2 separate regions of the Homo sapiens genome follow, and region 2 is linked to region 1. Evidence: chromatin contacts called from ENCODE Hi-C data. All regions are on one chromosome and are shown on one strand. Each heading gives the region's core, a stretch centred on a gene start or an enhancer-like site at or near the end of the contact. The rest is flanking DNA. Distances are from core to core; before and after follow the strand shown. Region 1 holds the start of SOX5-AS1 (SOX5 antisense RNA 1). Region 2 overlaps BCAT1 (branched chain amino acid transaminase 1).

The links. Hi-C counts contacts between places; a loop is a spot of excess contacts on that map. Pooled maps may share reads with other maps.
Region 2: a map with no recorded cell type shows a loop between it and region 1 (3-fold over the local background). The contact joins the enhancer-like site here to the promoter of SOX5-AS1 in region 1. A Hi-C loop is called at or near these places in 5 of 37 single-sample maps with no recorded cell type and 7 of 50 pooled maps.

Annotation. Positions count from the first base shown.
Region 1 is chr12:24,219,477-24,226,026 of GRCh38, forward strand. It overlaps SOX5-AS1 (SOX5 antisense RNA 1), which reads left to right and starts at 3,795. Exons shown (of 5, transcript NR_120472.1): 1 at 3,795-3,847. It also overlaps a transcript of SOX5 not described here.
Region 2 is chr12:24,834,720-24,841,269 of GRCh38, forward strand. BCAT1 (branched chain amino acid transaminase 1) reads right to left here. Exons shown (of 11, transcript NM_005504.7): 8 at 1,792-1,877. It overlaps BCAT1-AS1 (BCAT1 antisense RNA 1), which reads left to right. Exons shown (of 4, transcript XR_007063245.1): 4 at 1,758-1,836. Among named protein-coding and RNA genes, the nearest start is that of BCAT1-AS1, 18 kb to the left of the region's middle. RefSeq lists a silencer at 4,893-5,082. Within about 2 kb of position 3,997, at least 7 of the 41 ENCODE cell types and tissues checked have a DNase peak (open chromatin) inside an H3K27ac peak, as active enhancers do.

The sequences.
Region 1 (6,550 bases), core at 2,545-5,044:
ATTTCAGCGACATAAAATTGAAGTTCCCCACTTCTATCTATTTAATCTTTAATTTTAATAAGAATGCATTTAATGAAATACTCAAGAGGCTACATAACCTAAGAGACTCACATTTATCCAATTTCATGATCATAAGAGTTATATGATTAAACAGCCTCAATTCCAGTTATACCACCTAAGTGTCTAACCTCTCTGTTTAGTTAAAACATATTTTACTATTCAAGTGTATTTTCTGCCACTGAAATTTAAATAAGGCTCCAATCCCTCATGCACATTGCTTTGAGTTAAATTGGGGATTTGTTGAACAGAAACCATCCAACCATTCATCTGTTCATTTACTCAACAAAAAGTTCTCAAGCACTTATTATAAGATATTGCATATAAGATAAGGCAGAATGGAGAGATAAAAATAACATGTACTTTGGGATCACACAGATGTAAGCTTGAGTTCAGGCCTCAACTTATTATAGGTGGTAAAACCTTTCTGAGCCTTAGTTTCCTCATCTTTAAAGTGATGATTAATTGAACTAATGGCTTACATAACTCGGTAATTAATGTTAATAGCTTTTTTTTCCTGCCTATTTGAAAGTTAAGTAGATTAATCAGACAAGAATTCTGTGTTAGGAGGTAACAGCAGATATTGTAATGTATATAAATAAATAATGTGAAAAATTACAAGGTAGAAATTTCCAGTGATAAAATAAGTGAGATGATTTATACTAGATATAGAAGATAGTATCATCATTATCATCAAGTAGATATAGCATTTATATAGTTAACCACTGAGATAAATAATTATCAAATAACATTAATTTTCTTCCAAAACATTAATGTTCCAAAGTATTAACTTTGGGAAATAATCAGAGGATTTGTACTTTATGTAACTAATGATGCACACACATTCACACGATATAAAAATGATTCAAAGTATAAATATGCAACGTTACAGTGCTAATTCAGAATTACAGGAATTTTTTACTTTCTTGTTTTGCTAAACTATATTTTCTAAATATTTCTCCAAGAAATTTTATAACTTTCCTAATAATAAAAGGGCTATTAAATAAAGTGACAAAACATACATAGGTTATATGTTATTATTTAAACGGGGCAAAAAAATGTTTTCCAAAGGTTCTAAGTTGGCACCTAGTCCCCTCATACCCAGTCTTCCACCACAGCACACAGATCTCTACTGGTGCACCCCATCCAATTGGAAGTATCTAATTGCATCCCTGCTAGAACTTTTTCTAGCATTCTGCCTGCTCTTAAGAATAGAAAAGCAACATTTTGAACGGCAGTGCTCATCATATAAACATGAAGTTTCCTCCAAACAGTATTGAATAACCAAACTCATAGAGTCAGAAAACTATCATTATCTTTGGATTTATATCACATTTTACTCCACTTCCTATGTAGTAGCCGAAAGTCTGAAGAAAACATGTATTGACTTATTGTGTTTCGTGTTAGACACCTTATCTACACTGGTTTTTGATTTCACAACTACCCCATGAAGTGCCCATGGTTAACTCCACTTAACAAATGAGGATACTGGGTTGGACTTAGTTGTCTATGGTCCCATGTGACAGAGCTGAGATTTTAACTCAGGATGGCCTGATGTCAAAATCCATTTTCTTCCCAATATATCACATAACCTCTTCAAACTATGCCTGTGTATCAATTCCCCATTTTGTTTTCAAGTGTTTGCTAATGCATTAAATAAAGTAATTGTTACTAATATGGAAATGAGCTAGTCAGGTTATAGTGAAAAAAATACAAGACATGAAGGCCTCCTCCACCCTATCCATCACTCCTCCTTCTTCCTTTCCTTTCTTTCCTATATAGCACTTGCCATCTCTAAAATTAATTTGTTTTATAACCATGTCTATTTTGTTCATTGGTTTACCTCCAGCACTTAAAACAGAGCCCGACTTCAAATAAGAGTTTAATAAATACTTAGTAGATGAATAAATGTATTCATGAGAACATGTGTAAATTCTTCTTTTTACTAGTTAAGTGTCTCTTGACAAATCTACTGGCCTCTTTCAGCTTTTAAATCTCCATTTCTTAATGCAATACTACCTAAGGTTGTTATAAGTTTAAATTTATTCACTCAAAAACTGCCCACTGAGCACCTACTACCTGCCAGATACTATTCTAAGCAATGTGATCACAGCAGGGAACAAAATGGACAAAAATCTCTCATGCAGCTTACAGTCTGGTGAGTAAAGAAAGACAAGAATACAACACAATGTATTAAATAGCAACAAGTGCTTTGGAGACAAAAACAGTTTGTAGACAAGAATCTGAGAGCAGGATCTGCAATTTTAAGCAGGGTGACTAGAAAAGAAGATATATGAGTAAGGAGGTGAGGGATGTGTAAATTGGGGAAAGAACTTTTCATACAGAGTAAATAGCACGATGGCATACTGTATTTTCAGAGTGGCTGCAATGGAGTGAGTGAATGCAAGAGTAATAGGAAGTGAGGTCAGATAAGCCAGGGGAAGGCAAGGGTTGTGTAAGGCCTTGTAGGCCATAGTTAGGATACTGGCTTCTGTTCTTAGAAAAATTAAAAGCCAATGTGGAGGTTTGAGCATAAGTGGAAAATCAGGTGACTTAGGTTTTAATTGGTTCAATATTTCTCAGTGAGGTTGTTATTGGCATTCTGAGTGGACAGCTCCTCTTTTCCCCCCCACCACCAAGCACATGGCAGGCCATTTAGTGTCTCTAAACTGGGCCCATGAAATGCCAGTAGAACTGCCCTGGTCTTTTGACCACCAAAAATGTCCCTATTTATTTCCAGGGCTATGTTAAGAATAAGCTTAAAGTAGGTCAGGGTAGAGTCTATTTTAATATTCCAGGCAATGGTTTATTTTGTCTTGGGCCAGAGTAGCAGTGGTGAATGTGGAATTTTTTTTTCTGCACGGAGGTTTTGCCAGTGGACTGGACAGGGGTATGAGTGAAAGCTAGGAGTCAAGGATGACTCCTACATGCTTAAAACGAGCAAATAGAAGGATGGAATTACTATTCGCTGAAATTGTGAAGACTGAATGTGGGTGGAGCAGATTTAATGGAAAAAGCAGGCGTTCATCAAGGCACGTTACAAACTACCATGTAAAAGCGATATATCTAGGTTTTATGCAAGAATTTCGCAAAATGAGGGAATGGGAACTAGTTCTGAACTGAAGGATTTTGTTAGAGCATGTTTTGGGAGGGGATAGGATTAATAGAAATAAGTAAATGAATAAATGATTACTGATAACTAGTTGTAATATATTAGCTCTTCCAAGCAATTAGATTATGCTAAGAAACATTTAAAAAATATATAGCCCAAAGGACTGAATCTAATTGTGGGATTTCAAACAATACATGGTATGGTGGTAGGCAAGCTTTTAACATTGTTAAAATCACACTGTGCCCATATTGCTTGGAATAGACACCCTACAGTGAGACTAAGGCTGAACCTTGGGAAAACAGTGGGTGATACAACTGTCCGGCACCCCATACTGACTAAGCATCACCACTTTCAAAACTGCAGAGTCAACTGGTCAATACATGTGACCTTTTCTCTATTCATGGGTAATTCGAGGATTTCAAATGAAAAGCCATGTCCAGATATTATTTAGATGTTTCTTCATGTGTAGAGTTGAGTCATCCTTCCAGACAGATGAAATTATTTGAATGAACACAATAAACTGATTGATACAAACACACAATTTAGAGTTGCTAGGAGGAAGTGGCTGATTGCATCACTGTTAGAACATTTTCCAGCATTCTATCTGCACTTAAGAATAGAAAAGCAGCATTCTGAACAGCAATGCTCATCACATAAACATGAAGTTTCCTCCAAAAGGTATTGAATAACCAAAGTCAAAGAGTCAGAAAATATTCATTGTCTTTGGATTTACATCACATTCATGAACACTGTATCTCAAGATTTCTTATTAATATTCCCCATGATTAGATACAAGTGAGGTATTTACATTCCAAAAGAAGTCCCAGGCCTGGCACAGTGGCTCACACCTGTAATCCCAGTACTTTGTGAGTCCAAGGCAGGAGGATTGCTTGAGGCCAGCATTTTGAGACCAGCCTGAGCAATGTAGCAAGGCCATCTTTATACTGAAAAATTTTTAAATTAGCCAGGCATGTTGGCATGTGCCTGTAGTCCCAGCTACTCTGGAGGCTGAAGTGGGAGGATCGCTTGAGCCCAGAAGGTTGAGGCTGCAGTGAGCTATGATCACACCACTGCACTCTAGCTCAGGCAATAGAGTGAGACCCTATCTCAAACAAAAACAAAAACAAAAACAAAAAACAACAAACAAACAAACAAACAAAAAAACATACACACACGAATGAGTTTTGCTTCCGTTAGAAAATGTCATCACGTTTCAGACTGACTCGACCTATTGTTAGAGATGCTTTTTCTGTGACACTAGTGGAAGAGAACTGGACGCAATTCTTCAGGCAGGTGGCATCTCCAATCACCAGTTAGCTAAAGAATTTAGAAGCGTTATGCAAAGGTGGTCGCATGAACTAAAGTGGAAAGGAAAGAGATCAAGAAGCAGCAGTGGTAGACAGATGCCCCACTGGCTTCGCATTGTTGTTTCGCTGGAAGGACATAGTGTGTCATAACGAATTACCATTAATTTGAGCCAGCAGTACTATTAGATTGAGCCCGGCAACCCAGGATGACAAACAGTGCCTGCAAGATCATCTAATGAGGGACAAGGCTGCTTCAGTTGTGCCGCTTCACTCAATTAGTGGACGAGGCTTTTAATGCTGCTCTGCACAACTAAAGCAATTTTGATTACTTAGAGCTAAGTCTCCATTTAGAATGTTTCGGAAGCTGACACAGTTTTTTTCTTTTTTTCTTTCTTTTTTTTTTCGCCTTTTTAAATATAAATTATCTAGAGAGTATTTGAATGGTAATAAGCTATTTGAAAGCCAATCACATTATTCCTTATTTTTGCTTAATATTGAAATATATTTTTTAAAAGTTCAAATGATAGAATTTACTCTAGCAAATGAAATGTAAATAAGATAGCAAATGATTAAGAATATTCTGAGGATGTATGTGTGTGTGTGTGGGTGTGTGTGTGTATGCAGGCACTATGTGTGTCTCTCTGTGCCAGAATTACAGTTGGTGAATTTCACTTCATCAGCCAACATTATCAGGAGGGTTGCATATTTATTCTATATATCCACATTTTTAAAAAATTTCAGATCTTGCCTTCTTTGGCTGGGAGTATTTATATCTCATAGCTTTTGATACAGGGAACTGATGTTTCTACTTCATTATTTTTTTCACTATGTCACTGCATGAGCACTGATAAGTGCAATGGTATGACTTATTTAATATTGTGATCATTGATTTATCTCATAACTAAAACCTTACCCACACAGAGGCTACATAGGCTGAATAAATTCCTTCCATTCTCTTTAGAAACACACAGGGTGCTCACTCTCTCTTTACACAGCATTCTCCCATCTTCTAGTTTTCTATTTAGTGTGTTGAATTCTCAGACTGCCGCCCCTGGGTGAAATTTTGCTTATTTAATTATATGGCCATTGGATAAAAGAAATTACTTAAGTGCTAGACACACAGTAGGTATCCATACATTTTGGTTATATCGAACACAAATTCTACCCAGATCAAAAGTATAAACCTCATTGTGACACGAACATACCCTCCGCTTTCTTTCCTTCGCTCAGGTGGAAAGGAATGTCAGGACCAAAATTTGAGAACATGAATCTCTAGTTATACCTAACCCATCACCAAAATCAGCTTGCCTACCAGTAATTTTCTTTAAAAGCTCAGTGCTTAAAGGAGGTCCAATACAAGCCAGTTTTTCAATGATACACATAGTCACATCTTTGTTTCACAAAAGCACTGTAACAACCCAAAAAATAAAGTCATTTAGGGAAGAAAATTGGAAAAAGCTTTGAAACTTTAAAACTTTTGGGCATCAGGAAAAGCCATTAGTTGAGTAAATTAACAATTATCAGAGGTTTTTTTTTTTTTTCCCCACTTAGAGTTACATTTCATTTTCTTAAAATAATTTCAACAATGGCTAATTTCTTGTCTCCAAAATAGTTAACACCAAAAGCACATGCTACACACTCAGGAGAGTTGGTTACACATTAGTAGAAAACTGTACTTCATTGTCATTGTTGATGTTGTAAATAAAAATTAAAGCAGAAAGACAATATGGTTCATTAGGAAGCAAGTAATATTTCCTATGATGGTGTTATATTTTTAATGATTGTAATGACTTACAAACTGGCAAATAATTTGCATAGATACTATATCCCCTCTTCCCAGAATATATAAGAAATCACATCACTGACTCAAATTATAATTGTAAAAGTAGAAAAAATGATTAATAGTTCCATTTATTCTCGTCTCTCGCCAAAAGGGATGGTAGGAGAAAAGGAGAAGGAATTCCTGTTAGTTGTAGGAATCAAAGAAACGTAAAGTTTAAGTATTAAATATAGTGGGATAGTACCAGTAATATGTACAAGTCAGTAGGAATCAATCTCTTAAGTGCTTCCCCCT
Region 2 (6,550 bases), core at 2,747-5,246, 620 kb after region 1:
CAGTCTACAATTGCAATTATGTTGTTCAAAAGTAAATGAACTGCAGAAAATCAGGCAAATTAATTGAAAACAAGCTGAGTTCTGTGTCCTGAAAAAGAAAAGAAAAGAAAACTCTTTTGTAAATAAGCAGAATTGTTTTTGCTCTGCTCACCCTTACTTATCTTTGGACAATTTCCCCTATCTGGCAAATAGTGGTGACCCCCTACATGCCTCTTGGCATTTCACGTCTCATGTTTTAAAATAGCTTTTAAAATAAATTACAGCTATGAAGTCAAGAAAAAATTTCCTCCATAATAACCTATTTTTCATGCTAGCAAATCATTAGTGTGGGAAAGTATTTCCACTTGCAACTTGTCGTCGAACCTTCTGTACTTGGTTGATATTTTTCTTTAATAAAACAAAAATTACTGAGCTTCAAAAATATCTTTCCAATTGCAAACATATTTAGGACAGGGCAAGCTGTTTGAAAATTATACCAACGGTTTGTAAATGTCATGCCCAATGCGCCAGCCAGCATGTAGCAGTTGGGTCTTGTCTACTTCAGGGTTTTGTAGAATTATTTATAGCACATTTCATCTATTTTGAAAGTCTTTTCCAGAGAAACCATGCTGGTATGCTCCTAGATAACGTGTGTGTTTCTAAACATTTGTCCTATTACTACTAGTACTCTTTGACCACAGTAAGCTCAAAGCCTTTTCATGTTCTTTGGAGACCATTTTAACACCTGGGTCAAAAGTTCCATCCAAGAACCTTTACCAGACACCCAATTCATTCAATAATTTGTCTTGAATACATTACGTCATTTCCAAAACCAAACCTTTTTAAATTTTATTTTATTTATTTATTTATTTATTTATTTATTTATTTATTTATTTAATTTACTTTTAGAGACATGGTCTCACCCTGTATTCAGGCTGTAGTGCAGTGGCTTGATCATAGCTCACTGCGACCTTGACCTCCAGATCTTATGCCATCCTCCCACCTCAGCCCCTCCAAGTAGCTGGGACTACAGGCATGTACCACCATGTTCAGCTAATGTTTTTGATTTTTTTGTAGATTCGGGGTCTCACTATGTTGCCCAGGCTGGTCTCGAATTCCTGGGCTTAAGTGATCCTCCTGCCTTGGCCTCCCAAAATGCTAGAATTATAGGCATGAACCACTGCACCCGGTCCACCAAATTGTTTAATATGCTTGCCTGTGTCACACGAATTTGAAAGTCTACTGAAAACAACTTTACATTTGCTTGCATGTTCTGATTTTAAAATAGGCATGTATATGAATTTTGGAGGATGGGGGTAGGACAGAGAGAAAAAGAAGGCAGTCAAACCAATAATGTTATATTAGTAAACATTTATATGTCAGTGAAATTATTTCATTTCTACGGCAAGCATGGTTACACTGGTATAAATAAAGGAAAGGAAGAAGTATCATTGCCATTTGGAAGCAACACAGACTTGGGAAGTTAAGGAATGTCTGGATGGAAGCACATCAGGTATGAACCAGACAAAAGTTGGTGGGAGATACCTGGTAGACTGAGACTACTACTAGAATACTTCTCCACTATGACATCTTGCTAAACTGGTTTCTCTCTGCCCTTGCTATCAACAATACTTATTTTAATAGTCTTGCCAAGAAAGCCCTTCTAGAAGAATACTTTTCATTCACGTTAGAATTTAAAGATTAGATAACATTGGTTGGAACCACAGGATATTATTTCAACACTAGGCTGGGCTTATTTTGATTATTTTTTATTTCAGGCTTACAAAAGTTGTTCATATCAAAGGCACCCACCCACTGATGTGCCAGGTCCAGAATGCACCGCCTTGTCACTCCTGGAAGAATGATGCCATCTAGTGGAGGAGTTGCCAGTTCTTCTTCTGTCAATCAGAAATTGGGACATTTTCAAACTTTCACTACATTAGGCATGCCTTATTATCAATAGCCATTTTTTTAAAAAACCATCACAATTTTGCTAGCAACAAACATAAAGAAAATTTTACTGTTCTGCATGATCAAATTTCCCAAATCAGTTCACACTTCAGGTAGACCCTTATTTAAAAAAAGAAGAAAGAAGGAAGGAAGGAAAGAAGGAAGGAAGGAAAGAAGGAAGGAAGGAAGGAGAGAGAGAGAAAGAAAGGAAGGAAGGAAGGAAAGAGAAAGAGAAAGAAAGAAAGAAAGAAAAGAAAGAGAGAAAGAAAGAAAGAAAGAAAGAAAGAAAGAAAGAAAGAAAGAAAGAAAAGAGAAAGAAAGAAAGAGAGAGAGGGAGGGAGGGAGGAAGGAACGAAGGAAGGAAGAAAGAAAAAAGAAAGAAAGAAAGAAAAAAGAAAAGAAAAGAAAGAGAGAAGGAAAGAAAGAGAGAGGGAGGGAGGGAGGGAGAAAGGAAGGAAGAAAGAGAAGGAAGGGAGGAAGGGGGGAGGGAAGGAAGGAAAGTTATCTAATCATCTTCAGTTTACCCTTAACCAGTAAAATAATGAGATGGTTTTCCACCAACAAACAGTAAGAGTTATTGCATGGTCTTAAGAGGAATATTCTGAAGTGAAAATTTACCTTAGCAGATGAAAGGTGGTTACTAATTAGAATAATGTAGATAGGGTCTTACTCAGAAAAACTGGTCATTACCAAACCTTCTAAGAATGCTATGGAGGAGGCTATCCCCAAGAAGTGTGCGTGCCTACTCAGGCTGGTCACTGCTTCCACGCTGCCCTTGGAAAGTCTAATTTTTTTTTTTTTTTTTTTTTTTTAGGTTACCCAGGCTGGAGTGCAGTGGCACCATCTCAGCTCACTGCACCCTCTGCCTCCCAGGGTCAAGTGATTCTCCTGCCTCAGCCTCCTGAGTAGCTGGGATTACAGGTACGCGCCACCACGCCTGGCTAATTTTTGTATTTTTAGTAGAGACGGGGTTTCACCATGTTGGTCAGGCTGGTCTCGAACTCCTGAGCTCAGATGATCTGCCCACTTCGGCCTCCCAAAGTGCTGAGATTACAGATGTGAGCCACCGCACCCAGCCTAAGAGTCTATCTTTAGTGATTTTCAAACCTGGTGGAGCATCAGCAACAAGTATGGAGATGCTGCCTTTGCTCTCTGAGATTCAAATGTAATGGGCTTATCAGAGTGAGCTCAAGCACGTGTACGGTTAAAAAAGAAGACATTCAAGAAACAAAACTCCAAAGCTGAGCTACTGCTCTACTGTGAGATGACTGCAGACATCCCTAACTACTGTGAGGTCTAGTAGGACAATTGTTCACAGGCATCATGCATGATCCATCAGCTGCACAAGCTCTCCTTACAGTACCCTCTGGCACTCAGCATCTCCCTTTCCTCCCCACTTCTGACACCCAGGAGTCTGAATCTAGTGAGTCCTGACACTGAGGCCACCACCCTCTCCCTCAATACATGGTGGTTCTAGGCTCGCCCACTCCACTGGGGTTACATCAGACATGCCCAACAATCAAGCTCTATCTGGAATACCAAACTCTATCTTCATCCTTCTATCCTCAAAACTGGGCATTGTGCCTAGCCCAGAGTGTATATAATAAATGTTTTTGAGTAAAAAATAAACGAATAAGTTATCTTTGCTAGGATACAGCAGTATGGCTTTTTTGAATTTTGTTTCTGAAAATCATCTGCTGAAAATTGCTTTCTGGAAAGGAGAAAATTTGTTCTTGGCAATGTTCTTAGGGCTACTCTTTGTCATGTTTAGAAGTGTTGATGATCTCAAAATAAACATGTGTTTTGCAATAGCTAGCCAACTAGATACATAAATGTATGGATCTATTTGTGTGTGTATATATATGTACACACACACACACACTTCCAGTGCCCCCAAACCGGACCTTTCCTAAAGCTTGCTGAGCCCTGAGACTACATGAAGTTAAATGAAAACAGCAGCCCCGCATGTGCAAGTGCTGTTTTGTGAAACATGTTTAACACCCAGAACTGTAACCACTAGCCTGAGGTCAAGGAACAGAACATCTGCTTCTCTGGTTGCCAGACAGAGATGATGACATGACAACATTTGGGTGAGAAATATTCATTTTCCTCTGCAACCACAAACATACTTACAAGAGCCAGAAATCACTCCAGATTGCCCAACATGAGGAAAACAGAACCTACAAATGCAGCTTGTTTTTGACAAAGAAGTCATTTTTAGGAGATGAGGAATTTAGAAGCAATAACAGCAGGATTCATCTGTGACTTCCCAAAGTCAAACACTAATGGAAACCAGGAATGTAGGTCTGCATAAGTGCCCTAAACACCATCAGCACAATTAGCCATTTATTCTACAAATACATATTGAGTGCTGTTTACCGTTTTAAGCTCTATGAATACAGCAGTGAACAAAACTGACATATCTCCCTGCTTACTTTCTAATAGACACAGGTAAACATTTATTGTGTTGATAGTATGTTAGACTACACAGGGGGAAACAAAGAAGGAAAAGCAATGGAGAATGCTGGAATGCTGAGGAGAAATGGGAAATGGAGTTTATGATTTTGATTAAGAGCTCAAGGAAAGCCAGACTGAGAATGGGATTTGTAAGCAAAGATTTGGAGGATGTCAAAGAGCAAGCGGTACAGACATCTGAGGAAGAGTGCTCCAAGTCGAGTCCGTATACACGCCTGACGTGTCCGAGAAGACTCATGATGTGGCCTGAGCAATACCGAGATTCACTGCTGTGGTTGTTTTCCCAAAGTGACTGTGAACTCAACCACAAGGCCTGGGTCTTATTTTTCAGGGTATCTCCAGGGTCCAGGATATGATACAATGCTTTGTTCAAATGGTGAATAGCAAGCGTATGGGTTAAATTACTCATCAACAGAGTGATGATGTGTGATCTTGCCACCATGGGTGCTGTTACTGAAATCAAAACTCCCATGAGTTACAAGCTGAGTGCCACACATAGTGACTGTGCACAGCACTGTGCTTTGAACACACACTATCCACCACCCCATCCACCTTCCTGCACCAGCCATCTCAACCAACAGGAGCAGTGTGTGTGGGCGCTCATGAAAAGACGGCAGGCTATTACCGAAAGAACTCTGTTTATACCTCCTATCGGTAACGTTTGTGAAAATCAGTATTGTGCTGATTTTCAACTCGTTTGTTCATTGTATTTTCTTAAAATCATATGATATAAATCAAAGTTACTTCAGAATTGCATGTCTTTTTTTTTAGCCCAAAGGTTTTTCCTAACATTCTATTTACTTCAAATATATATTCTATTTCCTTTCTCCTTATTCTGAATTTTATTTGTTCTGTTAGATGAACATCCCCAAAGTGAAGGAGTATATTAAAACTAAAGTTATCCCAGGCAACCATAATCTGAATAGTAACTAACAGTCTTAAGGTCTTGTATATTTTGCAAGAGGCAGAAGACAAACTCACTCATTTCTATTCTGACCTTTAAAAGCCATGGTGGAAATGTTTCATGATTATTGTTTGGATAAAGAACAATTTTCCACCAGGACAGTTTCTGGTGTTTCTGGTTAAATCATGTAGCTCTGATTCAGAGTGTACTTAAATTCTGACATCTCCCATCCATAAAAATAATGATGGTACCACCTCTGAATGATGTAACTGTTTTTGTTTTGAGCTGTGTGGTTTTTTGGTGGAGTTTGGGGTGGGGGTAAGAGTGGGCAGATGGGAAGAAGGGTTGAATCGGCCTATTATCTTCTAAGTGCAGAGGTCAACACTGGCTACAATCTTCCAAGTGTAGCTTTTGTTATATGTCACATACAGTAACTCAAATTTATAAATCATAAATATTCCTGTATAAATTTTATTTTCAAACAGTGCCAAGTACAAACAGCAGGAATGGAAGGATGAGAATGATCTGTATCTGGTTTTTCATATGCCAAGGACTACCAATGGCCAAGCCCAGGACAAGGCTTACTCACCATATCTTCTGTTTATTCTACCTCTGACTGCAGTATAAGACTCATCTTGTTAGTCTCTGCAACTAACACTAAAATTAGTACTTAGCTCTGAATTCAGCCACATCTAAATTACCATTTTCCTCTTTTTGTAGCCAAATAACATTAGAGCAAGAGAGGCTACTGTAGCTACTTTCAAATATAAACTGCATTTTAAAAAATTTAATTGAAACTACTAACACTGAGACTTCATAAGTATTTGGAAACATCATTTATATTTCTAGTCTCTATAATTACTACTGTGAAATGAACAACCTAAGAATGTAAACAAGTCTAAAAATACGCTTCTAAATTTGGTATGATTATCAAAATTCTAATAGAAATAAATGCCTGTTTTTCTCCCACCGTTGGCCATTTAATTCAATATCATACACGTTGCCAACACTTCACTGAACCCCTATGGTCTCTGCCAACTAATAAAAAAAAACAGCAAAGAAAAGTAATGAGTACTCAGGATATTAAAGATAATAGAGAAATATTGATATCTATAGTGGATATATGAAATTGTCTTGAATGAACCAGGATCTAGTTACAATCCCAAGATACATTGATTTATCTTTTAAAATGGTGCTCTTTAATCAGATTGAGTTCTAGAGTAAATTTGGAGAGATTGTGAT